6 separate regions of the Homo sapiens genome follow, and all the other regions are linked to region 1. The links are chromatin contacts, found by Hi-C or POLR2A ChIA-PET in ENCODE. All regions are on one chromosome and are shown on one strand. The core of a region is the stretch at or near the end of the contact, and the rest is flanking DNA. Distances in the headings are between cores, read along the strand shown.

What was found. Hi-C counts contacts between places; a loop is a spot of excess contacts on that map. ChIA-PET counts read pairs that join two places held with the same protein, here RNA polymerase II (POLR2A). Pooled maps may share reads with other maps.
Region 2: a loop to region 1 is called in a map of CD8-positive, alpha-beta T cell, with 13 times the contacts of the local background. The contact joins the promoter of MED14 here to the promoter of MID1IP1-AS1 in region 1. A Hi-C loop is called at or near these places in 3 of 168 maps with a recorded cell type or tissue (CD8-positive, alpha-beta T cell and naive thymus-derived CD4-positive, alpha-beta T cell) and 10 of 50 pooled maps.
Region 3: a map of ascending aorta shows a loop between it and region 1 (4-fold over the local background). The contact joins the promoter of LINC03099 here to the promoter of MID1IP1-AS1 in region 1. A Hi-C loop is called at or near these places in 2 of 168 maps with a recorded cell type or tissue (ascending aorta and chondrocyte) and 5 of 50 pooled maps. POLR2A ChIA-PET finds 5 or more read pairs at or near these places in 1 of 52 experiments (HEK293T).
Region 4: a loop to region 1 is called in a map with no recorded cell type, with 6 times the contacts of the local background. The contact joins the enhancer-like site here to the promoter of MID1IP1-AS1 in region 1. A Hi-C loop is called at or near these places in 1 of 37 single-sample maps with no recorded cell type. POLR2A ChIA-PET finds 5 or more read pairs at or near these places in 1 of 52 experiments (SK-N-SH).
Region 5: a map of chondrocyte shows a loop between it and region 1 (2.3-fold over the local background). The contact joins the enhancer-like site here to the promoter of MID1IP1-AS1 in region 1. A Hi-C loop is called at or near these places in 1 of 168 maps with a recorded cell type or tissue (chondrocyte). POLR2A ChIA-PET finds 5 or more read pairs at or near these places in 2 of 52 experiments (BJ and H1).
Region 6: a loop to region 1 is called in a map of OCI-LY7, with 10 times the contacts of the local background. The contact joins the promoter of CYBB here to the promoter of MID1IP1-AS1 in region 1. A Hi-C loop is called at or near these places in 1 of 168 maps with a recorded cell type or tissue (OCI-LY7), 2 of 37 single-sample maps with no recorded cell type and 5 of 50 pooled maps.

Annotation. Positions count from the first base shown.
Region 1 is chrX:38,802,097-38,806,546 of GRCh38, reverse strand. It overlaps MID1IP1-AS1 (MID1IP1 antisense RNA 1), which reads left to right and starts at 2,664. Exons shown (of 2, transcript NR_046706.1): 1 at 2,664-2,814. It overlaps MID1IP1 (MID1 interacting protein 1), which reads right to left. Exons shown (of 3, transcript NM_021242.6): 2 at 2,134-4,012; 3 at 15-1,864. The coding sequence starts at 1,600. The coding sequence ends at 1,049. RefSeq lists a silencer at 2,332-2,551 and enhancers at 2,354-3,195, 3,196-4,037, 4,371-4,450.
Region 2 is chrX:40,732,933-40,737,382 of GRCh38, reverse strand. It overlaps MED14 (mediator complex subunit 14), which reads left to right and starts at 1,841. Exons shown (of 31, transcript NM_004229.4): 1 at 1,841-2,185. The coding sequence starts at 1,971. It overlaps MED14OS (MED14 opposite strand), which reads right to left and starts at 1,693. Exons shown (of 2, transcript NR_169211.1): 1 at 1,593-1,693. RefSeq lists enhancers at 629-1,549, 1,550-2,471 and silencers at 1,504-1,593, 1,854-2,233.
Region 3 is chrX:40,260,307-40,264,756 of GRCh38, reverse strand. It overlaps LINC03099 (long intergenic non-protein coding RNA 3099), which reads right to left and starts at 1,840. Exons shown (of 3, transcript NR_110386.1): 1 at 1,205-1,840.
Region 4 is chrX:39,934,790-39,939,239 of GRCh38, reverse strand. It overlaps LOC105373180 (a long non-coding RNA gene), which reads right to left. Exons shown (of 5, transcript XR_949028.3): 2 at 2,561-2,646; 3 at 1,798-1,931; 4 at 1,372-1,390; 5 at 146-1,173. Among named protein-coding and RNA genes, the nearest start is that of LINC03053, 72 kb to the left of the region's middle. RefSeq lists an enhancer at 2,052-2,281. Within about 2 kb of position 2,224, at least 3 of the 41 ENCODE cell types and tissues checked have a DNase peak (open chromatin) inside an H3K27ac peak, as active enhancers do.
Region 5 is chrX:39,905,729-39,910,178 of GRCh38, reverse strand. No RefSeq gene overlaps it. Among named protein-coding and RNA genes, the nearest start is that of MIR1587, 70 kb to the right of the region's middle. RefSeq lists enhancers at 1,730-2,024, 1,398-2,094, 1,503-2,702, 3,530-4,319. Within about 2 kb of position 1,883, at least 14 of the 41 ENCODE cell types and tissues checked have a DNase peak (open chromatin) inside an H3K27ac peak, as active enhancers do.
Region 6 is chrX:37,777,651-37,782,100 of GRCh38, reverse strand. It overlaps CYBB (cytochrome b-245 beta chain), which reads right to left and starts at 2,042. Exons shown (of 13, transcript NM_000397.4): 1 at 1,979-2,042; 2 at 1-13. The coding sequence starts at 2,023. RefSeq lists an enhancer at 1,951-2,000.

The sequences.
Region 1 (4,450 bases), core at 1,415-3,914:
AACACAAAATTTACTTTTGCTAGTAAATCAATTAAATTGATTTTTATTTAATGACGAAACCATTCATTGGCAGATTAATGAGGACCAGACGCTTGTCCAATTTAGTTGACACATTTGCTTTTTTATTTTTTAGAATATAGTCTACATCTGGATTAAAAAAAGTTTTAAATAAATTTAAGACATACAACAACAGTGGAACCCTTCATCATTCTATGTACAACACGATAGAATGTCAGTTGGTTCCATTTCGGTTAAGTCCACTTTCTCATAATAATGTTATTATTTTCACTGAGTGGCAAGCTACGTACAAGCTGGCGAAATGCCAGCTTATACACACTGGGGTGGGGGTGGGGACGGGAGTGGCACGAAAGGGATGGGGTGGGGGTGCCATAGGACTACTATACAGTGTAACAGAAAATCATTAATAAAGTAGTACCGATTACCGACAGACAGTGCTGTTTGTGCGCTTATCACAATGGAATCGCTGAAGTTTCAGAGCAAGGAGGAGATTCGAAATACTTCACACAGGGCCAATGTTACAAAAAGAAATAGTGCAAACAGGAAAACTGATGCAATCCTAGCAACGCCTGGGCCTCCACCGGCCCAACCGCAGGGCGGCGGGAGGCTACGCGCCCCGCCTTCCCCAGCACCCAGCTCCGGGCTGCTTTCCCAAGTGTGGCAACCCAGCGCCGCGCCCTGGTATGGCCCCTTCTCGGGCCCTCTCCTCCGAAAAGAACAGAAAAGAAACCCCAGGAAAGGCACAGGCTGAATGCAGGGCGTCAGCCCAGTCCCATTCCCACCAACATAGAATGCAGGCCCCCTCCCAGGAGGTTCCTTGGGCCCTCCCATCTCCGGCCACCATTTTCTTCTCTCTCACACGTGGCCCCCTCCTCCACGCAGCCCCACCGCGCCTCCTGCACGTACGCAGCCCCCCAGTTTGCAGTCTGCCCTTCCCGCCCCCCAGCCAGGAAAAAAAAAAAAAGCTTTGAGGAATGAGAGAGGGTGAGATGGGTCGAAGAAGGTGCTGGGCAGCCACGGGCGCCACGCCTCAGTGGCCCCAATTGCCGAAGCCGATCTCCTGCTTGTATCTGTTAGTGAGGATGTTGGCTTTGCGCGTGAGTTTCGAGAGCACAGTGTGCAGCCCGCGCAGGTGGTAGTGGAACTGCTGTTCCAGGTCTTCTTCGCCGGCGTCCGCACCCTCCAAGTGGCCCAGGTCCACCAGGATGTCCTTGGACTTCCAGGCACTGCCCTCCTCGCTCCCAGCCGGTGGAGGCGGCTGGTGCAGGACCCCCCACTCGATGTCGTTGCGGATGGACTTGAGAAGCACGTAGTGGCTGTACATGTCCCGAGAGGGCGCGAAAAAGCTGCCATTGGCGCTTCCCGAGTCGGGGACTGGGGGCGTGCGCTCCTCCAGGCAGCCGCCACTGCCGCCTACCTCCACGCCAACATCGTTGTCTAACCCGGGGTCAGCCAGGGGCACGTCGCGCAGCAAGCTGGGCACCATCACCGTCTGGTCCATGTTGTTCACGGCGCCAATGAAGCGATTCATGGCGTTAAAGAGCGAGTGCTTCTGGTTGTAGGTGTCGCAGATTTGCATCATGGTGGCCGCGCGGACGTTGGAGCGCAGGGACGCAGGGGCACGGGGATGGTCGGCCGGGTCAAGGGGATGCCCGCCTTCACGCGCTCTCCAAGGCCCGCGCTGGGGGCCTGGCTATAGCCGGTGTGGCGGGATTCCCGGCACTCCTCCGCCCTCGCCAACTCTCGTCTCGCTGGCAGACCGGCCCTGCGGGATGGGCGGCTTCTCCTGGCTTTGGCGCCCGGAAACTCGCGATGGCTGAGGGTGCTCTGTGGGTCGAGCCCTGGCCTGTTTGATACACGGAGACGAAAGAACAGATTAGATTATTCACCCTGCTAGGGGGCCTGGCGCCCTTGCCCGCGCGCACCCCCTTCTCTGGCTACAGCTCGTCCGGGACGGCGCCTGGGTGGCTCCCCGCGGCTGGGCAGTCCCACCTCCTCGCCCACCTACGGCCGCGGGGAGAAGGGTGTCCCCCCACCACCACAACTTCTCCCTCCGAAAAGCCTGAGCTCAAGCAACCAAGCTGGCCGGGGCAGCGATGGGGCGTGGGCACCCACCTCCTCTTGCGCCTTGAGACTCTCCTGCTCGTTGGCAATTCAGTGTTCTCGCTGCAAGCGGCTGCTACGCAAGGGCGCTGCTGCGGTCAGTGGCTGGACTGTGACTGCGGACGGCGGTGACTGCGTTGGCCCCCTACCCATCCCAGGTGCTCAATTTATAGTCCAGGAAAGGTGTCGCCGGCGCTCAGGGCCACCCCTGGTGTCTCCTCCTCCCGCCTCCCCCGGCAGCACCGAGATAAAAGGCCCAGGCCGGGATGACCGCGAGTAACACTCGCCCGGCCCTTTCTACAGCGGGGGCGGGGCGCGCCGGGCCAGCTCCGCCTCTCGCCTGATACCCGGGCTGAGGGAGGGCGCCGGGGCAGGCCAGGGCAGGGCAGGGCAGAGCAGAGGAGGAGGGATTGGAGCAGCTGGACCCCGCCAGCACCAAGCCCTGGGCAGGCCAGATGAGGAGGGCCGGGCACAGCGAGGGTCAAAAAGGCGTCGGCGTCCGGACCGACTGGAGGGTGGGGCTGGCATGTGGGGGCTGGGCGGGCCTTGCGCGCGCTCCCCGCGTGGGATGACCAGAATGCACGTGCCTTGGTTGCAGAGTGAGCCCCTCAGCCCCGAATCTGGAGTGGCCGCGGCCGGGAAACAGGAACCCGGGTTTATTATTAGCCGTCGGGGAAGAGGGGCCGGCAGCAGGTACAACTCCATCCTGGGACTCTTACGTAATAAAGGGTGACCGGGCATGCTGGGTGCACGTGGACGCGCGGTGCTCCCGCAGTGGCCCTGGCCTTGGTCAGCTATGGGGGGAGGGGAGCGTCAGAGGCTTTTGCCTCCCTCCTGGCGGGGTGGGATCTTTCCCAATCTTTCCTTTAACAGTGGTTGCCGGGGATGAAGAGGGGCACACTATCAGATCTGCTGATTCTTTGAAGAGATCTGCAAGTGGCAATGGGGAGAAGTCCATTTTTGTCCAAGTCGGCTACACAGTGATGCTGGAGAGCCTGGGCCATGTGGCCTTTTGGCTGCCAAGAGGCCAGGAGAGGGTGACAGTAGTTAGGTCTAGTCTTGGGTGTCTTTCACCATTTAACAGAGAAATGGGGAGGTGTCTAATTATTTTTGAGGGTGCTTGTGTGAAGTGTTCCTTTCAAAAGATAGTTCTTAAAGCACTGGGTCATTTAATAGGGCCTAAGCTATGTACCGAATCGCTGGATTTAACTTTTAAGAGCCTTGCACCTTGAATTTCACTTTGAGACTTCCAAACCACAGCCTATTTAATTTTTCCCATCTCATGTCCCTTGCCATATTCCTCATCCACCAGTCCTCTCTGGCAGTCCTACAATTATGTTCAATAAGATTCAAGCTTCTCATTTTAAATCCCTTTTCTCGGCCTGAAACGGTGGCTCACGCCTGTAATCCCAGCACTTTGGGAGGCCGAGGCGGGCGGATCACAAAGTCAGGGGTTCCAGACTAGCCTGGCCAACATGGTGAAACCCGGTCTCTACTAAAAATACAAAAATTAGCCGGGCGTGGTGGCCAGCGCCTGTAATCCCAGCTACTCGGGAGGATGAAGCAGGAGAATTGCTTGAACCCAGGAGGCGGAGTTGCAGTGAGCCGAGATCGTGCCACTGCACTCCAGCCTGGGCGACAGAGCAAGACTCTGTCTCAAATAAAAAAAAAAAAGATCCCTTTTCTCTAAAACTTAACAGAGGTCTCTGTCCCTAGTACAGTTTTTTCCCACGGGACAAAAAATGCCTAAGGAAGGGAGAACATAATAAAGGGGTTTCTTTCTCTCCCTCTTTCTTTCACATTAAGACCTACACTTAAATATTTTCCATAGAAAACCATCTTCCTAATTGTCTTTTGAATGAAATTCTGACTTGGTGCCACAAGGACTAATCTGTTGACAAAAAACAAACAAAACAAAACAAAGTCAGTGACCCTTGGAGACAGACCTAAGTCTGAGGACCCACTACCCCAAAACGTATTAGCTCTACATCACAGCCCATGTTTTCTTACTTGCAAAACTGGGATAGACCTATCAGGGTTTTGAAGGAAGATCAATGGAAAGAAAAATACAGGGAGGCAGGAAGCATTATATAACTTTGAAGCATTAAAATAATTTCACCTTCCTTCTCTGCACACATAGAAACTTTTCTAGCCTCAGTTTCTTTATCAAAAAAATGGAGCTTGTTCCATGGGCCGTGCCAAGGACTTTGATTAAGTTTAAATATGATAATGTAAATAAAAATCACTATGTAAATTGTAAAGTACAAAGATTAATTGTACTTGATACAGGACCTCATCATAGTGAGAGGTGTTTATGTGAAGAGTCAGA
Region 2 (4,450 bases), core at 592-3,091, 1.9 Mb before region 1:
GACTCTGTCTCAAAAAAAAAAAAAAAAAAAAAAAGTAAAGAGTAGAATGGTGGTTACCACCAGAGGCCGGGTAGGACAGTGGGTGGAGAAAGGGGAAATATTAGTCAAAGGGTACAAAGTTTCAGTTAGATAGGCGGAATAAGTTCTGGTGATCTATTGCACAGCAATGTGACTACAATTAGCAATAACCTTTTGTATCTTCCAAAGTTGCTAAAAGTGGATTTTAAATGTTCTCACCAAAAGAAGTAAGTATGTATATCATTTGATAGATGTTAATAGCCTGATTTGCTCATTCCACAATGGTTACATGTTTCAAAACATCACATTGTATGCCATAAGTATATACTATCAATTAAAAATAAAAATAATATTTAAAAATAAGGTAGCTGCCTTCCAGCAACTGTATCTGTAAGGGGTATAAATAATCCCAATGCATTTTAATAACTAGCACAATGATATTCTGTTTCAATGTGCTTTAGGACCACCAAGGGAGGGAACAAGTGAGCTTACACCTTCAGAAGCAGATGAACCGCTTTCAACAATGATAAAGAATTACCCAAGTGATGACAGTAAGAATATTCTAACCTTAGGGAACATCATGAACATCTCTTACACCAAGAGGAGATGAAACTGCAAAAAGATGTTTGAAAGGGGTCGCAGCAACGAATGCTTCTAATAGTGAATCTCTACGTTAGGGCATGTTAGAATCACCTTAGGAAAGTTCAAAAATTCCCCAAGCCCAGACCTCAAGCCAGACCAATTAAATCTGAATCTACAGGGGTGGAACCCATATATCTAAGTATTTTTTTAAAAAACAGCTCCTCAGATAATTGCAAAGTGCAGCCAAGGTTGAGAATCGCTGTTTTAAAGCAGGTACAAAAAATTAAACGTGGACTTTGATGGGGGGGACGGGAGTGTCGGTAGGCATGGATGAACTGAAAAGCCCTTCAGAATAGAGCGGTGACTGCAAGAGCAAGGACAAAAACTATATGAGAGCCCGTGGCAGGGGATTTAAGGGCCGTTTTTGTGTGGGACTGACAGGATTTGGGGGATGGTGACGACCTCAGCATACACCCGACTCTATTAAAATTGAGTTACTCTGCCAGCGGCCCTGTCTCTACCCGCAATCATATTTTCTAGCACCTTTTCCCACAGTTTGGAAAAAAAAAAAAAGGGGCGAAAACGTTCTCCCACGTAACGCGCCGTGGACGTGTATGGGAGGAGCAAAGGCCTGAGAATCACAAGCGCGCGGCCGCTCCCATTTCTTCGCGATTCCAGAACCAGAATTCACGAACATTTAGAGGAGGCCTCCCCTGGCTGTGTTTGTGCCCCACTTAGGAAGCGATGGTGGATTTCTCTGGGCAAATTGTCGCCTTTACAACGCCAGGGGGCGGAGGCGGGAGGGAGAGCGGCGAGGGTAAGGGCGGGGCAACTGCTGACGTTCCCGGTGACGACTCCGGCTCAGCCCTCACCCTGGTTTCCGGCGGCGCGCGGCTCCCTTTTCCGCTCTCCCGCGCGCTCACAGGTACCGCCTCACTCCCACGCGCCCCCCAGCGCTGCGGTGCTAGACAGCTGAGAGAACAGACACAGACCTGTCGGAAGGTCCTCTGCAGGTCCCCCTTCCGCTCTGCCGATCGACTTCCGCCTCGGGCAGTCAACATGTACGTTGCGGCTGTCTGGCGAAGCTGCTTCTGAGCGTTTGCGGAGGCGCAGCTTCCCCTCTGCGGGGCCGCCCTGCTTCCCCCCCATCCCCGCCTCCCCCCGCCCCTCGCTCCTGTCCCTGGGGTCGGCGGACTTCTCGCTACATGGGGGCGGGCTTCCGCGGTCGGCGCACGGCTTCCTGTTCTGAGGCGGCCCGGCGGTAGGCGGTGGCGACTCTGCCCGCTCCCGTTTCGGCGCGGTGACCGAGCGCCCGGGAGGCTCGAGGACCGCATCGTGTGCCGTTGCGCCAAGCCCGGTCCTGCGCCGCCATGGCCCCAGTGCAGCTGGAGAACCACCAGCTGGTCCCGCCCGGAGGCGGCGGCGGGGGCAGCGGCGGACCCCCGTCAGCCCCAGCCCCTCCTCCCCCGGGAGCCGCCGTGGCGGCGGCCGCTGCAGCTGCGGCTAGCCCGGGCTACCGGCTGAGCACCCTCATTGAATTTCTGCTGCACCGGGCCTACTCGGAGCTTATGGTGTTGACGGACCTGTAAGTGCCCCGAAACCCCTGCCTGTTCCCCAGCCCCCCTTCCCGCCCAACCGGCTGAGACGTTTGCACCTCCCTCTCCCCGAGAGGCTGCTGTGTTCTCCGCTGGACTGCTTAGTCTAGAATTTTTGAACTCCTGGGGTTCAGCAGAGGTGGAGAAGAAGCTTTGTATCTGGGGTCTTCCTGGCAACGATGCAACAGAGACTTGTTAATTTTGCGTGTTGTTACACTTCCACTGAAAATTGTGTGAAATTTTTGTCCGAGTTCCCAACAGAACTCTCTTGATTTCTTGGCTGGAATACATAATATTCGAGCTTTTAGAAAAAACTCTATAGATGGGAAATTTGTATTACAGCCTCTTGACGATACGTTTTAAATGTAAGCTGTTATTGCTTCTAAGTTAATGCAGGAGCTACATACGTTGTGTATAAAATACAAATTTGAATTCAAAGTACTTTTTTTCTGGAACTTTTGAGTGTTTGAGGTCTTAATGAAGTTAGTGTGAGTAAAATTTTTTTGTAAGTAGTCTGTTATTTCTTGGAGTATGAAGGGGGTTTATAAATCACCTAGTTACCCATGAAATGCCTTGGGGCATGATTAAGTTGTTAATCCCTTCAGAATAGGATCAGAATATACTAACGAATTTCAGTGTGTGAAGAAAAGGCACCGTAACATTTTGGGACTCTGTTGTACATCTTATAACCCAGGTTCAGAAAAAGTTAATCAGAATTTTATTTTTTATCTATTGCAAGACTTCAGATCAGGGTTATCAATTGAGATACATTAGTATGCAGATATTAGGCTCTAAAGCGTCACAGTAATTTGTTTTTAGAGACTGATAACAGATACTTGTTTGCAGATGACTGAAAGAGTAGGCTCTACTTAACTCCTGTAAAACGTCATTCTCAGTTTTGATGTATTGTACTTTTTTGAATGGGACAGAAAAAAGTAGTGTTAAAGAAGCCTACCCATGGCTAATGAGAAATTTAAATCGCTGTCAGGTTTAGGGACTATTATAATGATATACCTCTCTGCACCATTTATTGTTGGATTTCATAAAAATCCAAGAATATCCATGAGAAAGTTTCATGTATGTGCCTATATAGAGCTGTGGGAAAAAAAATGTTGAAAACTGCTGCTATCGGTGGTGTAATTTGCTTTTCCATAGGGGATTTGTAGAAATTCCTTGAATTGTGGTTGTCTTTTTACTATTTTAGGACTTGGCTTATGAAGAGAGGAACATCTGTTTTATTGCCGTAGAATAAGTATGTAGTTATAGTCCCACACCCTTTATGTGATGGTTCCCATATTTGTATCTCCAGCACAGACCTCTCTGATGAACTCCAGACTCTATATCCAGATGCCTACATTTCAGTATCTTGATGGGCATTTCAACATAGCAACTCCAGCACCAAACTCCTGATTCCACTGTCCTCCCTCCTGCAGAACCTTCTTTGCTATCTCACTAGTCTCTCCATTCTTCCTGTTGTTGCTCAGGCCAAATATTTTGGAATAACTCCTGGCTCCTCTCTCTTCACATCCTACATACATCAGCAAGTCCTGTTATCTTTGACTTCAGAGTCTGACCATTTCTCAACACTTCCACCAAGTGCTGGTCCAAGCCACCTAATCCTTCACCTGTGTACTGCAATAGTCAGTTCACTGGTATCTCTGTAGTTCCCTTGCCCCTTCTATAGTTTCTTCTCCACAAAATAGCCAGGATGATTCTTTTAAAATTTCTCTGCTTAGAACCCTTCGATGGTTCCCCATCTCACTGAGATTAAAAAGTGTTGATAATTGCCAGGTGTGGTGGCTTATACCTGTAATCCCAGCACTTTGGGAGGCTGAGGCAGGGGAGGGGGTCACTTGAGCCCAGGAGTTCGAGACTCTGTCTCTACCAAAAATAGAAAATTAGCTGGGTGTGGTGGCCCAAGCCTGTAGTTCCAGCTACTTGGAAGGTGGAGGTGGGAGGATTGCTTGGGCCCAGGAGGTTCGCTTGAGCCCAGGAGGTTGAGGCTGCAGTGAGCATGTTCGCACCACTGCACTCCAGACTGGGTGACAGTGAGATCCTATCTCAAAAAAAAAAAAAAAAATATTGATAATCATCTGTATAGTGACCATAAAATTTATAGTCCAAACCGGGACACTTTTGAGCATAATGGGGCTGATGATAATAATGTCAGAACAAGAGGCATAAACCAGGACTGTCTTGGGCAAACCAGAAAACCAGAACATGTGGTCATCTTACCTTTAAGGCCTTACATGATG
Region 3 (4,450 bases), core at 591-3,090, 1.5 Mb before region 1:
TTTACCATCTCATTTCATTCCATCAATGAGCAAATGGGGGTTACCCTGACAGCAGTTGGAGTTCAATTGCAGGGAAGAGAGAACCTCTCCAGCTATTTTAAGCAAGAAGAGATTTAACACAGGAAATTAGGTGCTGACAAAATTATTGGAAGGGTGCAGGAGGAGCAGTCTCTGGACTCCCAAAACAACACCACTGAACTGGTCTGCCAAGACTACTGCCATCTCTGCCACCATCAGGAAGGTGAGGCGTGAGGGAGCCTGCCTCTAGAAATGTAGATTTCCAGAGTGCACTACCATAGCTGCGATCCAAGGATCAGGAAGCCACTGCCACCACAACCCCTCTCAACACCCACAAAGCCGGTAACTGAGCAAACACTAGAATGTTGTTACACACACACACACACACACACACACACACACACACACACCTCTAGCAGGTACAGCCAGACTTCACACGATTGCATCTAACTGGTGAAACTGAATTCTCATCCACAGTCCCAGCTGCAAAGGTGTCTGGGAAATCCAGTTTTTAGCCTTCCAGTCTCTGCAGACCATGGGGGCACCATAGGACGAGGTTGGAAGGGAGGCTGTGTGCCTGCCACCATGCCTACATTTTGCAGATAAGGAAACTAAGGTTCAGAGAGGTTAAAGAACACATCCAAGGGCACATGGCTGGTAAACCCCAATCTCCCTGACTCCAAAACCCATACTTTCAATCATTATATTGAGCAAACAGCCCCATTCCATTTGGGGCTTTGGCAGTCTTGGGGCATCTTTCGGCCAGAGGGCCCACACGACAGCAGAAGCTAGCACACACCTTCTGCATGCTCAAAGGCTGGACAGTGGGCACTGAGGCACAACTGAGGCCCCGGGGTTGTGAATAGCTTATCTCAGGTTGACAGACAGAGGAGACTCATAATCGAACCCAGGGTTCCTAACTCCACGTATACTTCCTGACCTCACCTCCCTGCCCCCCGACATCGACATCTGGAGGAGGGGGAATACACACGCAGGCTGTCTCTGGAGACATGTTTCTTCAACACTCAGCTGCCCTGCATTTTTCTAGGTGAGGTATCTAGCCTCCAGCCTCTCCTCCCACGTTTGGAGAATCCTTCATCTTCCTAGTTGCCTCCCACCAGAAAAGCTAAAAATCCCAGATAGGGGCACTTTCCCAGCCGCCATTGCAGTTGGTATAGGCTCTTACCTTAGGCTCAATCCATCAGATGCCCCCATCAAAGGCTTGGAGTTGGGAACTAATAATACAGAGATGCAAGGAGCACAGAAGTCCATTCTGGTGGATGGTGGCAGTCGCCAAGTCAATGGCATTCCAGTTCCTGGGGCGACAGGGACCATATCCACGTCCCAAGGTGGCAGTGTATGCCAGGGAGTCCTGGATTTGGCAGCGAGGTCATCCCTGGATTGCCTGACTTTGGCTGTGGTCCTGACTGCTGTGCAGCCTCCTTGGTCGACTCACCAACTGTATTCTTCAGCCCTCTTGGTTATTTTGTGAGTTCCCCAAGATCCTTTTGATAAAGTCCTTTTCTGCTTAAATAAGCCAGAATTGTTTCCTGTTGCTTGGGAGCCAAGAGCTCCGGCTGTTACAGCTGAGCCGCTAGATTTTGCCTGGCTTCCCTCAGCGAGACCACACAGGACACTGCTAATTCTTGGATCCCTCAGGCATCCCAGTCCACTTCCTGGGAGCTCCCATATCCCAGGACCTTGGCCTGCTGATCTTACATTAAGAGAACTGGCCTGGTCTGACAGAGGGTCCCACATCCATCCTGGACAGCTTCATGGTGATGTTCCTGGGTCCCATCTCAGACTCTCCCCATCAAAGGCTTTCTCATTGACCATGACCTTTCCCTAGGCACAAGTGAGAGCTCCTCCCTCCCCGCTGCCCCACACCTCCCCACAGTCACCAGTTTGGCATCCAGAAAACATTTCCTCCTTCTCCAGAGACCTTGCTCTTTGTCAGCCTTCACTCCTAGCTGAAGCAAAACAGCTGTGGGCCCTGCTCAGACTCCAAAAATGCAGGCTGGGAGCTCTGGGGCCTCTGCAAGAATAATGGCTGAAAGCAGTGCCCCAGGTTCAAGGCCCCGGCTTTGCTGTCAAGATAGGGTGTGAATAAATGGCTTACTCTCTTGGGGCCTTGAAAAGAGAGGAGAGTGAGGGCCTAGCCATAGCAAAGCGAGCACTGCTCACTGTCAACACTGAACTGGAAGCAGGGAAGGACTGTGAGGAGGGCGTTCCTCACCTAGGTTTGGGGCCTGGGGTCAAAACAGTGGGCGGAATTGCCCGGGGCGTCATCCAGCCAGAGGCAGATAGGAGCAGGAAGGGCTTGGGTTCCCACAGGCAGCACTGTGGGACCAGCTCAAATCAGCTTCTGGCTGAGTGTAGACAGGGGTCAGGGGAGGGGGCCCATCTCAGGGGACGGCCCAGCTGGTAGGCAGACCGGAAGTCCACTGGGATGACGACAGCGTGCTGTAAACTTGGGCTTATCTCAAGGATGTTGCCTTTGTTCTCGTGATCCCTCGCTTTCCCAATAAAAGTACCCTTGAAAATTGAGCTGAGGCCCAGAAGGGCATGTGGGTCATGAGGCCCACAGAGCCAGGCTGCTGCTGCTGCAGGAGGGGTCAGAAGGGATGGGGCCACCACCGACCTGGCTGGGACTCTGGAGGAAGCAGGAGTAGCTCTCTGCAGTCAACATGGAGGAGTAAAGGGCAGGGGGAGCCCAGCAGAAGAAGGGTGCTTCTCTCCCCTCTGTTGGGAGCAGGAGAGGTACGATGAGAACATCACAGAGAGTACCAGGGACACGGGTGGGCTGGAGACAAGATGGAAAATCGCCTAACCACTAGGCTCAGGCAGTGGAACCACAAACGCCAGCCTCAACCAATACTTGAGGAAGGAGCGTGGATCTGGAGTCGGACAGGCTTGGGTTCAAATCCCAGCTATACCAGTCAATGGCTGTGGCATCCGAGGCAAGCCTTTGTGGCTGGACTGTTACACAGGCAGCCCTCAAGGAGCCGTACCTCCCACATCCCATGTATTGACTCTGAGTTTGGCCATGTGACTTTCTTTGGCTAATGGAATATTAATGAGCATGACGAAAAGCAGAGGAAGGATAATTGCTCACATATTGAGGCTTGTCCTCTTGGAACACTCCCTCCTGAAGCCCAGCTGCCATACTTGAAGATGCCCAAGCCAGCCAGATGAAAAGGTCGTGAAGAAGAGAGCTCAGGCCACCCAGCCAACAGCCAGCACCAAGGCCCTAGTCATGTGAGAGGCCTTCTTTGACCTTCCAGCCCAATCTAGCTGCCAATTGATTGTATCCCCATGAGAGATCCAGCTGACACCATATGGAACCCAAGAACCACCCAATCAATCTACAGAATTATGAGAAATTATCATTAATTGTCATTTTAAGCCACTAAGATTTGGGGTGGTTTTTGCACAGCAAAAAGGAACTGAAACACTGGTGAACCTTTCTGAACCTCTGTGGCCCCCTCCACAAAATGGGGTGATAATATTTGCTGCCAAAAGTTAGGAGTAAATTTAAGACACAATAATGATCATTTATGGAGTGCCTGCTGTGTTTCAGGTACTGTGGGAGATGCGGAATGTATGCCATTTAAAGCAGAACTCAGAGGTGTTAAGTAACTTGTCCAAGGTGGCCCAGCCAGGGTCAGAGCTGGGACTCTAACCCAGTTCTCTTGGATTTTAACAACTGTGATCTAGCAGGGCATCCTCTATCGGCACCGGTGAATGGATCACCTTCCAGGAAAGCACCAAACTGTCACACCTTTCTTTCCTTTTTTTTTTTTTTTTTTTGAGATGGAGTCTCACTTTGTCGCCCAGGCTGGAGTGCAGTGGCGCGATCTCGGCTCACTGCAAGCTCCGCCTCCTAGGTTCACACCATTCTCCTGCCTCAGCCTCCCGAGTAGCTGGGACTACAGGCGCCCGCCACCATGCCTGGCTAATTTTTTTTTTGTATTTTTAGTAGAGACGGGGTTTCACCGTGTTAGCCAGGATGGTCTGGATCTCCTGACCTTGTGATCCTCCCACCTCGGCCTCCCAAAGTTCTGGGATTACCGGCGTAAGCCACCGCACCCAGCCACTGTCACACCTTTCTAGAGCTTTGTCATTGTCAGGTGGTTAGAGGAAGGAGCCAGGGAGCATGCTCACACGGCTGGCATCAAGCCCAGGTCCCCTTGAGAGTAGATTAACATGGCTCCATTGGGTGTTGAGTCCTGTGCTCTTGGCCCTGCCTCTGTGAGCCCTGGGTCACAAGAGATGACAGAACTCAGAGCAAATCCATTTTCACTTCTAGGAAAACAGCTAATGGGGATCAGTAGCTCTATGGTCACGGCCAAAAGGCAGCTTGTTTCTCAAGAGACAGGAAATGCCTTGGCCAAGGGTGCCCTGCCCCCGCCACTAGAGTGCCTCAAGGATC
Region 4 (4,450 bases), core at 975-3,474, 1.1 Mb before region 1:
AATACAACGCTTAAAAAAATTTACAAAGCAATGCATACCCTTTGCAAAAGGCTAAGGAGACAGGGAGAAATAATTATAGTTGTTGTATTTGTTGATTCTGTTACAAGTTGCATATTCCTTATCCTAAATCCTGGGACCAGAAGTGTTTTGGATTTTGGATTTTTTTTTATTTTGGAATATATGCATATGCATGATGACATATCTTGGGGTTGGGGCCCAAGTCTAAACACAAAATTTATTAATGTTTCATATACATCTTACATGTGTAGCCTGAAGGTAATTTTATACAATATTATTAATAATTTTGTTCACAAAACAAAGTTTTGATGGTCTTTTGACTGCGACCCATCACATGGGGTCAGGTGTAGAATTTCCTACTTGTGGTGTCATGTTGGCATTCAAAAAGTTTTGGACTTTGGAGCATTTCAGATTTTTGGTTTTCAGATTAAGAATGCTCAACCTCTACTACGTGTGCCTGGCACTGTTCTGAGATCTTGATATGTATAATCTCATTTAATCTTCACAATATAGTACACTGAGAAGAATGATGGCCCCATTTTACAGGTGAAGAAACTGAGTAACTGAGAGGCTAGCTAACCTGCTCTAAATCACACAGCTAGTAAGAGGAGAGCTAGGATAGAGGCGAATCAAAGTCACCCATAATCCCATCTTTCCTAGAGAAGGCCACTGTTAAGATCTTAATATTTGTTAACCGTGTTATGCGTATACGTGCGTGTGTTTGTGTATGCACATATAAGAGGACCTTTAATTACAGATATGTGACAAAATCTTATCCCATGACAGTTTCCTCCTTCCTCTTTTTCCTCTTCCTTGCTTTGGCTTTGACTGGGACCTTTCCCCCTACTTTTGGGGGATTTTCCAGGACACATCTGGAGAGTCTCTTTTGTGCAGATCAGGAAGCCAGGCTCTTGAGTAAAAAATAAGGCCTTTGCTGAAGCAGAGGAAATCAGAAAGACCACCTGATGGCAACGTTCTTGGAGGGAAGGGACCCCCAGAGGTGACATGCAGGTGGGAAGCACAAAAGTTGCCAGGCCGTGGGGGTCAGTGGGTGACTTGGCCAAAGATGCTACCCCTGGCTTCTTCGATGCTGCAGGGACCAGGCCTGTGTCCAGTTAGGCTGAGTTGAACCCTGTGACCATTTTGAAAAAAGGGCTGTGGACAGAGTAATAGAGAATGTGTTCTGGATACAGAAGCCAGGAAGTCATCTCAGCTTTGAGGAGGGCTGGCCAGGGGCCAGAGTTCAGGGGAGCGCTGGCCCTGGGCTTGCCGAGCATCCAAGCTCTCTAGGCCTGCCCTCGACCCCCCAAGCCCTTGTTCTCACCCCACCCCAATCCACCCGTGGCCCCTCACCTTCCATAGCTGCACACTCCTTATTGTTCAGGAACAAAGGCAGTTCAGATTTTTGAAAAAGAAGGAGAACAAATAAACTCCGCGGAACTCATCCTGCTTGTAAGTGAGCGGGTGGCTCTGGCCCCCGACTTGGGGAGTCATGCAGGCCCTGGTGGTGGTGTCGGGAGGTGGTGGGGGGGCGGGCCCTGGGACAGCTTAGCTGGAAGGGAGCGGGGGCAGGGAGGTGCAGCAAGATAGGAACCGTTGGTGATTTATGGCGCCAATAAGCACAATGGCTCAGTCTTGTGGTTTCCCCTTAAGATGTGTCTGAGCGCAGCCCCCTTGGAGCATCACCTATGTGTGCTGAGGTCAGGAGCCCAGCGTCTCTGCTCTCTGCCAATGGGTGCCCGCCCCACCCCCCGCTGGGGGCTCAGGGAGCGCCCCTACCTGGGTCTGAAGGGCGAGGGGAAGATGTACAGGCATGACGTGGAATGTGGCTTCAATCAGGAAGGTGCAGGGGGACGAGTTGGTGAGCAGAAAGGTCTGGCTTCCTCTTAGGGACAGAGCCCAGGATGCATAGACTGGGAGGGTATTTTGGAGAATCAGCCAGTGAGTAGATTACATTTTGGCGGCCGTCTTGCTGCTTTGAGCTTCAGCCAGCCTGCCCTGGATTGTCCCAGGCTAGAATTCTGGGGTGCTGGAGGTACCAACATTTGTTGAGTGTCTACTGTGTGCTGGGTGCTGGGCTAAACCCTGAACACTTCACTTCTGTTCTTTAAACTTTACAATGCCACCCTGCATAAGTATTACTATTAGTTTCATTTTTCAGATAAGGAAAGTGAAACCCAGAGAGCTCAAATAGCTTACCCAAAGTCCACGGCTAGTAGGAGGCAGAACTGGGATTCAAACCTAAATTTGTCCAAATCTAGAACCTTTGCTTTTAAATGCCACACCTGAGGGATCTCAAGTTACCTTAAGAACCAAGGAGCCCTAGTATGCTTCAATGCTTAAGGGTTGAGTTTGCTAAGGGGCAGGCCTGGCAGAGGTGGTGGGGTGGGGTGGGGGACAAAGAGGACACGGAAGCAGGTCTCCAGAAGCCCTCCAAAGTGAACCTAGACTACTCTCTAAACAGCAGACTGTTTCCAAAGCCTGTGCAGTCTGGGGTCCACTATGACCAACTGATCTGCTGGTAGGCAACTGGCACACTCACCTTGAAGACTAAGACATTTTTCTTTCTGAAAGTTTGACTTCAGGACTAACTCCATCTGGCCTGTTGGCTTCCAGTGCTGTTCCTGACTGCAGAGAGAGAGAGAGAGAGAGAGAGAGAGAGAGAGAGAGAGAGAATGCAACGTTGACTTGTAAGCTAGTGGATGTCAAAGTTCTGGCTTCCCACCGTGGACTTCAGCCTTGGCCGCTTTCAGTTGTCGGGGTCACTCAGAAGCTCATCTTTGTTTGGCCATTTGTTGGGCTAAGAGTGACCAGGCAGATGGTTCTCCTGGGCACAGGTGGCTGTCCTGCCCCTTTCCCCTCCCTCACCCTCCAGCAGGCTCCTGTGTGTCTTACCCCTCCCTCTGCAGCCAGGCACTGAGCAGGGATGTTTCCCTCTCCTCTAGGAGCTCAGATGCTGGAAACAGCATTACCTTCGCTTGAGGGAAACGCGGAACCAGCCCGAACGGAAATGTTGTCAAGAATCCCAGTGCCCATTACTTCCCTTCTGCTAGTGCCACTTTAACAGCTTGAGCCTTCCCCTGTGGGCTTGCTGGGGCAGGTCAGGAGAGTCTCCTGCCAGTGCTGGGCCACCGGCTTCTGGCAGGCTGGAGAGACCTGGCCCCTCAGGCAGGCTGCACGGCCGCCCAAGAAGGCTGTTCCTTGGCTGCCTGGGCCCCTCCAGGCAGTACCAGCACACTCTCCGGTGGCCCGAGCGAGGTCCTCTGTGTGTGGGGAGGTACAGGCAGGCCCTGCTGACTGCAGGCCCCTTTTTTGCCATTCACCGGCTGCTTTCTGCACCCCAGGTCGACGACGCCGGGCAAAACCTTGGCAAGATGGCACTGGGGGGTGGAGGGTTGTACAGCCACAGGTTCTTCCTGGGAGGGCCTGGCTGGAGGTGAGTCACTGAACCCCCTGCAGTTGAGTCCATTCCTCTCGGAGAGCTTAGTGATGTCCTCACAGTCAGTGGCCTCCAGGCTTCTGGGAGGGAAAGAGCCGTGGAAGAGGCTGCCTGCCTCCTGGTGATGGCTCAGAGAAGGGGCGCTCCCCAGGGCCTGGCCGCTACCAGCCGCACGAGCCCCGAATGGACATACGCAGATTTGTTTTTCATCTGTGACTGAGAGGTTTTCAGGCCCCTTTGGCACGAAGATTTCCCTGGCTCTCAGTAAACCAACACTCTGGGGCGTGACAGACCTAAGCGACTGGCATGTACAAGGCCCGGGCTACACAGAGCCACCAGGAGGCCCACCAGCAGGCAGGCTGGCAAGGCTGGGTGACAGCATGAGTTTTGGAGTCAGATGGAACTGGGTTCAAATTTTGGCTTCATAATCTTGTGAGTTATTTTCCTTCCTGGCTCCCCAGTCTCCTGGTCTGGAAAATGAGGACAATAAAAGATTCTTTCCAGGGTTACTGGGAGACTTCAACTGGATAGCACTTGTAAGAGCTGAGGCCGGGCCCCTGTAATCCCAGGACTTTGAGAGGCCAAGGCAGGAGGATTGCTTGAGCCCGGGAGTTTGAGACCAGTCTGGGCAACATAGCAAGACACCATCTCATATTTTGTTTTTTTTTAAATTATTTTTTTTTTGAAAGGGAATCTCACACTCTCTCCCAGGCTGGAGTGCAGTGGTGCAATCTTGGCTCACTGCAACCTCCATCTCCTGGGTTCAAGCAATTCTCCCACCTCAGCCTCCCAAGTAGCTGAGATTACAGGTGTCTGCTACCATACCCAGCTAATTTTTGTATTTTAGTAGAAACGGGATCTCACCATGTTGAACAGGTTGGTCTCAAACTCCTGACCTCAAATGATCCAACTGCCTTGGCCTCCCAAAGTGCCGGGATTACAGGCGTGAGCCACCATGCCTGGCTGTCATTTTTTTTTTTTAATAGAGCTGGG
Region 5 (4,450 bases), core at 634-3,133, 1.1 Mb before region 1:
ATGTTCAGGAGATTTGGCTGGTCACCCCTGGCCTGGGTTTCTTCTCCATGCCACCGCCCCACCTCGGTAATTCCCCTGGAGACTTCTAGAGCTTCCAAGTTGAAAGGGACCTGAGAGCTCACTTTGTCTAAATCTCTGCCTCCAGCTGCCTCTCTCAAAGCCTTCTACTCTGCTGCCAGGGTTACCTTTCAGGACCAACCCTAGATCCCTCTACAATCTTCCATGCCTCACCATTGCCCTCAGGAGTAAGTTTGATCCCCTTAGCTGAGCCCCCCGAGGCCTGCGATGATGGATTCCTGCAACTTTTCCAGGCCTCATCTAGTGCCCCCGACCCTGTTATCCCATATTCCAGCCACATATAGCAGTTGGCAGCCCCCTGGTGGGTGAGACTATGGCCTTGTGTTTTTTTTCTTTCCTGTTTCCCTTTCATCTCCCTTCCCTCCCCTATTTCCTTATTAACCTGGGCCACCTCCTCTATGCAGCCTTCCCCGATTATCCCTCCACACACTCAACACATCACCTAATCCCTGGTGCTTTGTGGTGGGCTGAGTAGACCTCAATTGCAGCACCTGGGACAGGGGGTATTGCCCTGTATTCTCCTTCAGGATGCTTCTCCTCCCAGGCCAGAAGCTCTTGGAAGGCAGGGCAGGCACATCTTTCCTGATTTTCCTTCTCTAGAACCTACCAGGGTATCTTAGGTAAGAATTCTCCAGGGCAAGGTGCGGTAGCTCATGACTGTGATCCCAGCACTTTGGGAGGCCAAGGTGGGTGGATCACTTGAGGTCAGGAGTTGGAGACCAGCCTGGCCAACATGGTGAAACCCCGCTCTACTAAAAACACAAAAATTAGCTGGGCGTGGTGGCACACACCTGTAATCCCAGTTATTGGGAGGCTGAGGCAGGAGAATCGCTTGAACCCGGGAGGCGTAGGTTGCAGCAGTGAGCCAAGATCGTGCCACTGCACTCCAGCCTGGGCAACAAGAGTGAAACTCCGACTCAAAAAAAAAAAAAAGAAAGAATTCTCTAGAAGCAGAGCCTGAGGGGGAAGTCCCGTGTGAGTGCTTTATGGAGCAAGTCCTTGCAGGAGAAGCCAGCGAGAGAGCGAGGGCAGCAGCGCGGCAGGGAAGAGGTGAAGCAAGGAGGGAAGCTCAGCGGAAGCCTGGCCTCAGCCTGATCCCAGGGCGGGGGTGGGGGCCATGGAGGGTCCAGGGCAGCAGAGAGCACGGAAGAGTCAGAGAGTGAGAGGGCAAGAGAGGAAAGTAAGGCAGCAAGAGGGCAAGCAGGAGAGAGTAAGCCGAGACAGCAAGAGAGTGGCGGGGTGATGGACAGGGGGCATGAAAGAGGGCACAGAGCGGGGAACAGAGCACCAGGGAGAAGAAGAGAGTAAGTGAAAGCCAGCAAGCAAGGAGGACGGGAGGAGGAGGACAGAGAATGCAGGGAAATGAGGGGATGGGAAACATATTTCTGGAGTGTGGGCACAAGAGAGGGAAAGCATGAGAAAATAAAGGAAAAGCATGAGAGAGAGAGAGAGACAGAGAGGATGAGTGAGCGCAGTGCGAGCCTGTCCCAGGCTCTCAGGGCAGTTCAGGAGTCATGGCTGGGCTGCGGGCTTTCCCTGGGGCCCACGTGGGTGAGAGATTGAGCAACGCCTCCCTGGCGTGCTCTCTGTGTGGTGCCCCTGGCAAATTTCCCTGAGGCCCTCCTGTTCCAGGGGACTCTCGGGGCCACCGCTTGGGCCAGAGGAGAGCGGAACTGGGTAATCGACTCACCGTGGGCATTTCTGTGCAGGCTCATTCTCTAATTCCACAGCTCCTCAAGGAGGGGGCGGCCCTGTTATTATTTCCATGTCACCACAGAGGAATCTGAGGCCCGGGGAGACCTGACAGGGCTCAGAGGTGAGTCACTGAGAGAGAATTCATGTCCCTGGATTCCCTTTCCTCTAGGAGAAGAGACGTAACTCCAGATGGAGCATCCAGTGCCCCCGTGATGCCTCTGCCACAGCACATGTCCAAATGCAAACACCCAGGGCCAGGCAGGGGGCTAGAGAAGGGTCCCCTTGTCTTCCAGGCCCTTGAGAGGCCTTGCTAAGCTCCCACTGGAGGCCAAGCCCTCCTTTCCACTTGCTTAGACTTGGTCAGAGGAGGGAGGGTGGGCACAGGGCATGGCGGGTGGTGGAAAGGGACCAGCACCAGGCTCTGGGTCACCTCTGTTCCAGTCCCAGCTCTGCCACCAAACAACATGTGACCTCGAACAAGACACTTAATTTCTCAGAGCCTCCATTTCCTAATCAGTAAAACACTGACAAGGCTTGCCTTGCCCACTACCTTAAAAGCTCGTTGTCAGGGCCCATTAAGATAATACAAGTCAATATCTAGTACCATTTCACAGAGGTCTCCCGGAGGCCCTTTGTAAATTCTGTCTTAGCTTCCTATGGCTGCCTATAACAAATGACCACAATTTGGTGGCTTAAAACAGTAGGAATATATTCTCTTATGGTTCTGGAAGCTAGAAGCCTGAAGTCAGTTTCACTGGGCCATACTTTCTCATGAGAATCCAGTGAAAAATCTGTTCCTTGCCTCTTCTGGCTTCTGGTGGCTGCTGGCCTTCCTTGGCTTGTGGCTGCCTCACTAATCACTACAAACGTCAAGGCCAGCATCTTTGCATCTCACTCTGCTCCACGTTCACGTGGTCTTCTCCTCTTCCATTTGATTGATGCAGGCACCAGGCTCAGGGAAGTTACCCCACGGATCAAGGTCATCGCCAGTGAGAGAGCTGGAATTCGAACTGAGGCCTCGGAAATTTAAACCTCCGTTCTCTGTTCCAGCTCGGCCAGAGCCTGCCTCCTGGGGCCTCTGTGGCCTCTTTTGGGGAGCCCTCTGGAGCCAGCCTGTGGCTGTCCCTGGCTCATGTCCAGCCAATGAATCGAGGACTTGAGGCTCAGGCTGGACTGTGGTGTCTAAATAAAGGGTGCCCTTGAGATTAGAGCAGAGGTCAGGAGAGGACACCGGCTGCAGATGACCAGCCCAACGGGGTGGCCTCAGTGGCCCATCAGAAGGCTGGGGGTGGGCTGGCCTCACTTGCAGCGAGCTCTACCCTCCAGTGCTCTGCCAGCTGGGCAATCTAGGATCTCAGGACTGAGGTCAATGCTGACATAAAAACCAGTTGACTCAAGCAAGACCACCTACATATTTAAACAGATCTTTGAGAACGAAGGGGTTGTGTCATCACTTGGGGATGGAGAGACAGAATGGGTCTCAGACTGGGGACTAGAACTTTCTTTGCTTCAAGAAATTTGTCCTTTTAAGAGGCTGATGCCTGAGAGGGCCCTTTCTACCTTCTCCTTGTCCTGTTGAAAGAAATGGCAAAGTCTGTCCAGTTTAGTTCTGGAGAAAAGGTAAAACAAGGCTGTGTGCGTGCACATGTGCGTGTGCAGAAGTGTTGAGGGCAAAGAGATAGAGCCATTTAATTTTTTTTTAAAAAGCCAGATGAACCGGCAGAACTCGACACTGCTTACTCTATTCCACATTTTATCCGCAGAATAAGAGCCAGAACAAGAGATCCAGGAACATGGGAAATACGGCTGTGGCTGAAGTCTTATCTGGGTTAAAAACCCCAGGAGTGCTCCTCTTTAATTTTTTGGCAGAGCAGGATCAAGGAATCGATTCACTCTGGTTATGCTTCCTACCATTGTTTCTGTGGGCCGTGTTTGATCTGTGTTTCACGTGCAGATCTGCTATCCACGCTCTGAAAGAAATAATATATTCTGCATTGCACCAGGTCAGCCTCAACCATGAAAAACCTTTTTTGGATGATTTCAAAGCCACACATAAGCTCGCGCGTGAACACACACACACACACACACACACACAGACACACCAGCGTGCGCATGTTCACACACACACTGTTTGTGTAAAGGATTAAAAAAGAATGAAAGGCCCAGTTGCAGAACATGACCAGGGTTCCAGACGTGGAGTGGCCAAGGCTGTGGCCCTCACCCGCTGACCTGGGCCAGCCATGTCCCCTCTGAGTCATGTGTGTGCCCCACCCCTGCGGGCAGGGGGCATCCGGACCATTCGATGGTGTGCCTGGTGAGGTTATTATTAGTAACAATGGTTTCCAGTGAAAGAGTAATTTTCACAGTGGAGAAGGCTTCCCCTTCCTTCAGGTCAAAAGCTGAACGGAGACGAAAATGACATTAACCAGTGCAGGATCCTGAAAAGATGAAATGCTCAACACCTCCCAGCTCTAAATTGGACTGGGCGTTTACTAGCGTTTTAAGGGCCAGAGGGAAGTTGAAGCAACTGCCGGGGTAACACACACGTGAAAAATGTGAGGCCAGACAGTCCGGGCAAATAAATAACCCTGTGCTGGCAATAAGAGACGTGCCTGGAGTTTTAGCGCGGGGCTGTAAAAGTTGACAGGAGCCATTTGGACTGAAAACGGCCGTGTGG
Region 6 (4,450 bases), core at 793-3,292, 1.0 Mb after region 1:
CCAGCCAAACCAGCTGCACAAACAGAAATAATTGCATGAAGTTTCCGCATTTCCACAGTAGATTCCACACAAGACTGGAGTCAGATAAGGGTCAGGACTTCCCCAAGTCCAACTTTGACAAAGGTAGTGACAAAGCTGGATATAACCAGCTTAGAGCCAGCTCTTTCCTCAACAGTGTCACTACACTTGTCTATAATTAAAACCTCTCCACCCTGTGTTGTTCCCCATGATTGTTTTATGATTTGGCCAGTATACCAAATTATCAGTCTTACATTACCCCACTCCCTTTTTTTCCCCTCTCTTTTGCTTAACCTTGGATAGGTAGCTGATAGCAGGCCACTCCACTTAAAATGAGAAAGGAAGGGAACATATTACTATTGCTTTCCCTCCACCAGTATGACACTGCGTTCTGTTCTCACAGGTGCTAATCACCTCCCTCTACCACACAGTAATCCAGCTAGTGAATTCTCATCAGCTAAAATGCCAAGCCTTCCATTTTCCTTGATTAGTTTTACTTAATGCTTCAAGGAGAGAATATTGAGCATAGTGAGGGGCTTGGGATTTACAACAAAAACAGCTTTCTAGATCATGACAGTTCATTTTATCCTAAGCACTGACTGGATCAAGTGGTCACACTACCCAGTTCTCTACCTTCAGCTCCATAGTGATCTTTTCTCAACTATGCTTTGAAGCTATTATATGCTCTAGACACTTGATAATATTCTCTCTTTACAAAGAAAAAAGTGCTAAAGCAACTTCCCAATTTCCTGATCTTGTCATTCTTTCTTTACTCTGACTTTCCAAGCTGTGTTTTCACTTTCAAGTGCATGAGTATATAATTTAGAAGGAGGTCATTTCCTGGGAAAAATTGTGGCGAGAGCTAAAAGTTTAATTTGAACTTACTTTCTATAGAAATTATTTGCCCTTAAAAATGGTGATAAGAAGTTAAGTTTACAGCTTCGAATACTCGGAAGAATTCTCTGTTGCAGTAGAATGTTGGTTTGGCGTAAACATTTTTTATAACAAAATATTTGTTGTTTTTATTTGTGCCACTAATTGCTTTCTATATTTAAAACTCAAAGACTCATTATTTTTCATGATAAATTTTTACAAAAGCTCCATTCATATTCCATTCATAATTGTACTTTTTAACATCTGTGTAATGCTTCTATTGGTTATTTAGAAAGGCTATTTAAAAATCGTATTTCTATCTACCCAATTTGTCCATTATTGCTTTGCTGATAACACCATTTTAAGAGAACAGTTGATTTTCTTTGTTTTAAAAAGTACAGAAATCATTCTGTCCACTTGTAAATTAGCTATATCTTTACTTACATAGTTTCTCCAGACTATATTGATTTATATATATATACAATTATATATAAATATACATACTACATATTTATGAATCTAGATGACTTATTTCAATTCTGTTCTTTTGAATTTTTATAAATCTTATAAATAACTCAAGTTTAGATCTCTGAAAAAAGAAGGTACTTGTTTTTGAAAATAAATTTGAGAAGTTTTATTATATTTAGTGTAATTACTGAAATAAAGGCCTACTTCCCATACATGAGTCAATCTTATATTTTTTATTTAGAAAATGGTATAAAATTTCAATTTGTCATTTTTAAAGTAGTATAAACACATAGACATGTGCGTCTGAGTAAACATTACTAAACAACTCAGAATCAGAGATCATTAGCATGAAATATTTTCTACTCCTTCTGCGAAATGCTGGCTAATTTATTCCTCCTAGGAATTCAGAAGTAAGCTAGAAGTGAGCCCCCAGATATGTTCTTTCCATTAAGGAATTTGGAAGAATGGACTCAGTCTGTTTACAGATAGATATAGGTTCACATGGTAAATCAGTTTCAACACAATTCCTCAAATGAACAAAAAAGCTTTGGTCTATTTTAGTTCCAAGATAACCCCGAGAAGTCAGAGAATTTATAACTTATCTCTTGTTGGTACTTACAATGACAAAAATGGAGAGCCCCTCATTCACAGCCCAGTTCCCCATGGTGGCAGAGGTTGAATGTGTTGTGTTTGCCTTTCTTCTATACTATGCTTCTTCTTCCAATGAGGAAATGAAAACAGCAGCCCTGGGGCAATCGGTTTCCTTTTCTTTTATCAGAAATTGGCTAATAATCATTGGTCAACTGAAAAGCTTGCATCCATAACAAACTTAAATCTTTAAACCTCAACAACTACAAAAAAAGGGTCTATAATGATCCAGTCACAATTAAACATAGTGGAAAATGAAACCAATTTCTACAACTAAGAGATAAATAACAGTGCATTTTAAGGGATGTATTTTACACAGTGAAATAACTTTTTAACTAACCAGCTATTTGATCACAATTTTTAAGCCACTCAACTAGACATGACTTCGTGCTGGGTAAAACACATTAAACAGGTGTGATTTTGACAGGCTGGAACAGCATTCATAGCCTTGCTGAGAAAAGTAGTAACAATTGTAATGGTTGATATTTACAAAATGCTTAATATGTGCCAATTTTATGTGCTATATATGTCTATATATGTGTGTGTGTATGTTCATGTATAGCTATCATATATATATATATATATATATATATATATATATATATAATTTGAAACATACATATATAAATACAGATGCTTTGGCCAATGATGAACCACATGTATGACAGTGGTCCCATAAGATTATAATGGTGTTGGCCAGGCACGGTGGCTCACGCCTGTAATCCCAGCACTTTGAGAGGCTGAGTGGGGTGGATCACTTGAGGTCAGGAGTTTGGGACCAATCTGGCCAACATGGTGAAACCCCGTCTCTACTAAAAATACAAAAATTAGCTGGGCATGGTGGTGGGCACCTGTAGTCCCAGCTACTCAGGAGGCTGAGGCAGGAGAATCACTTGAACCTGGGAGTCAGGTTGCAGTGAGCCGAGATTGTGTCATTGCACCCCAGCCTGGGCGACAGAGCAAGACTCCATCTCTCTCTCTCTCTCTCTCTCTCTCTCTCTCTATATATATATATATATATATACATATATATATAATATATAATATAATATATAATATATATACTTGTGTGTGTGTGCTGAAAAATTCCTACCATCTAGTGACATTGTAGCATAACACATTACTCATGTGTTTGTGGCAATGCTGGTGTAAACAAACCTACTGAGCTGCCAGTTGTAAAAGTATAGCACATACAATTATGTACATTACATAGTACTTGATAGTAAAAATAGATGACTATGTTACTGGTTCATTTATTTACTAGACTATACTTTTAATCATTATTTTAGAGTATACTCCTACTTATAAAAAAGTTAACTGTAAAAGAATCTCAGGCAGGTCCTTCAGAAGGTATTCCAGAAGAATGCATTGCTGTCATAGATGACAGCTTCATGCATGTTAGTGCCCTTGAAGACTGTCCAGTGGGGCAAAATGTGGAGGTGGAAGACAGTGATATTAATGATCCTGACTTTGTGTGGGCCTAGGCTAATGTGTATGTTTGTGTCTTAGCTTTTAACAAAAATGTTTTAAAGGTAAAATATAAAAATAAAAAATTTAAAAACAGAATAAAGCTTCTAGATATGGATATTAAAACATTTTTGTACAGCTGTAAAATTTTTTTTGTTTTAAGCTTAGGGTTATTACAAAAGAGTCAAGAAATTAAAAAAGCAAAAGTTTATAAATAAAAAGTTACAGTAAGCTAAATTTATTTCATTATTGAAAAAACAAAATGTTTTGCATATTTAGTATAGCCTAAGTGTACAGTGTTCATAAAATCTATAGGAGTGTACAAAAATGTTCTAGGCCTTCCTATCCATTCACCACTCACTCACTGACACATAGAGTAACTTCTAGTTCTCCAAGCTCTACTCATGGTAAGTGCCTTATACAGGTGTACCATTTTTAATCTTTTATACTTTATTTTTATTGTCTATTTTCTATGGTTAACTATGGTTAGATACCATTGTGTTAGAATCTCTGACAGTATTCAGTACAATAAAAAACGATAAGGTTTGTAGCCTAGCAGCCATAGGCTATACCATGTAGCCTAGGCGTGTAGTAGACTATACCATCAGGTTTATGTAAATACACTCTATGATTTTCACACAACAACAAAATCACCTAAGGATACATTTCTCAGAACAAATCCCCCATAGTTAAGTGATATGACTGCATATATGTGTGTATTACACATATAGACACACATGCAAACACACACACATCAATTCATTTGATCCTCACAACTCAACCACTGTAAAGCAGATTCTATTATTATGATTATATTTACAGATAAGGAAACTGAGTTCCAGAGCAGTTCAGTTACTTGGCCAAGTTCACATAACTAGCAAATAGTAGAGTTGGGATTTAAAACCCAAGAAATTTGGTTATACTTTTGACCAAGATACTAGAAAAAAGCCTTACTATGCCTACACTAAAAACCCTA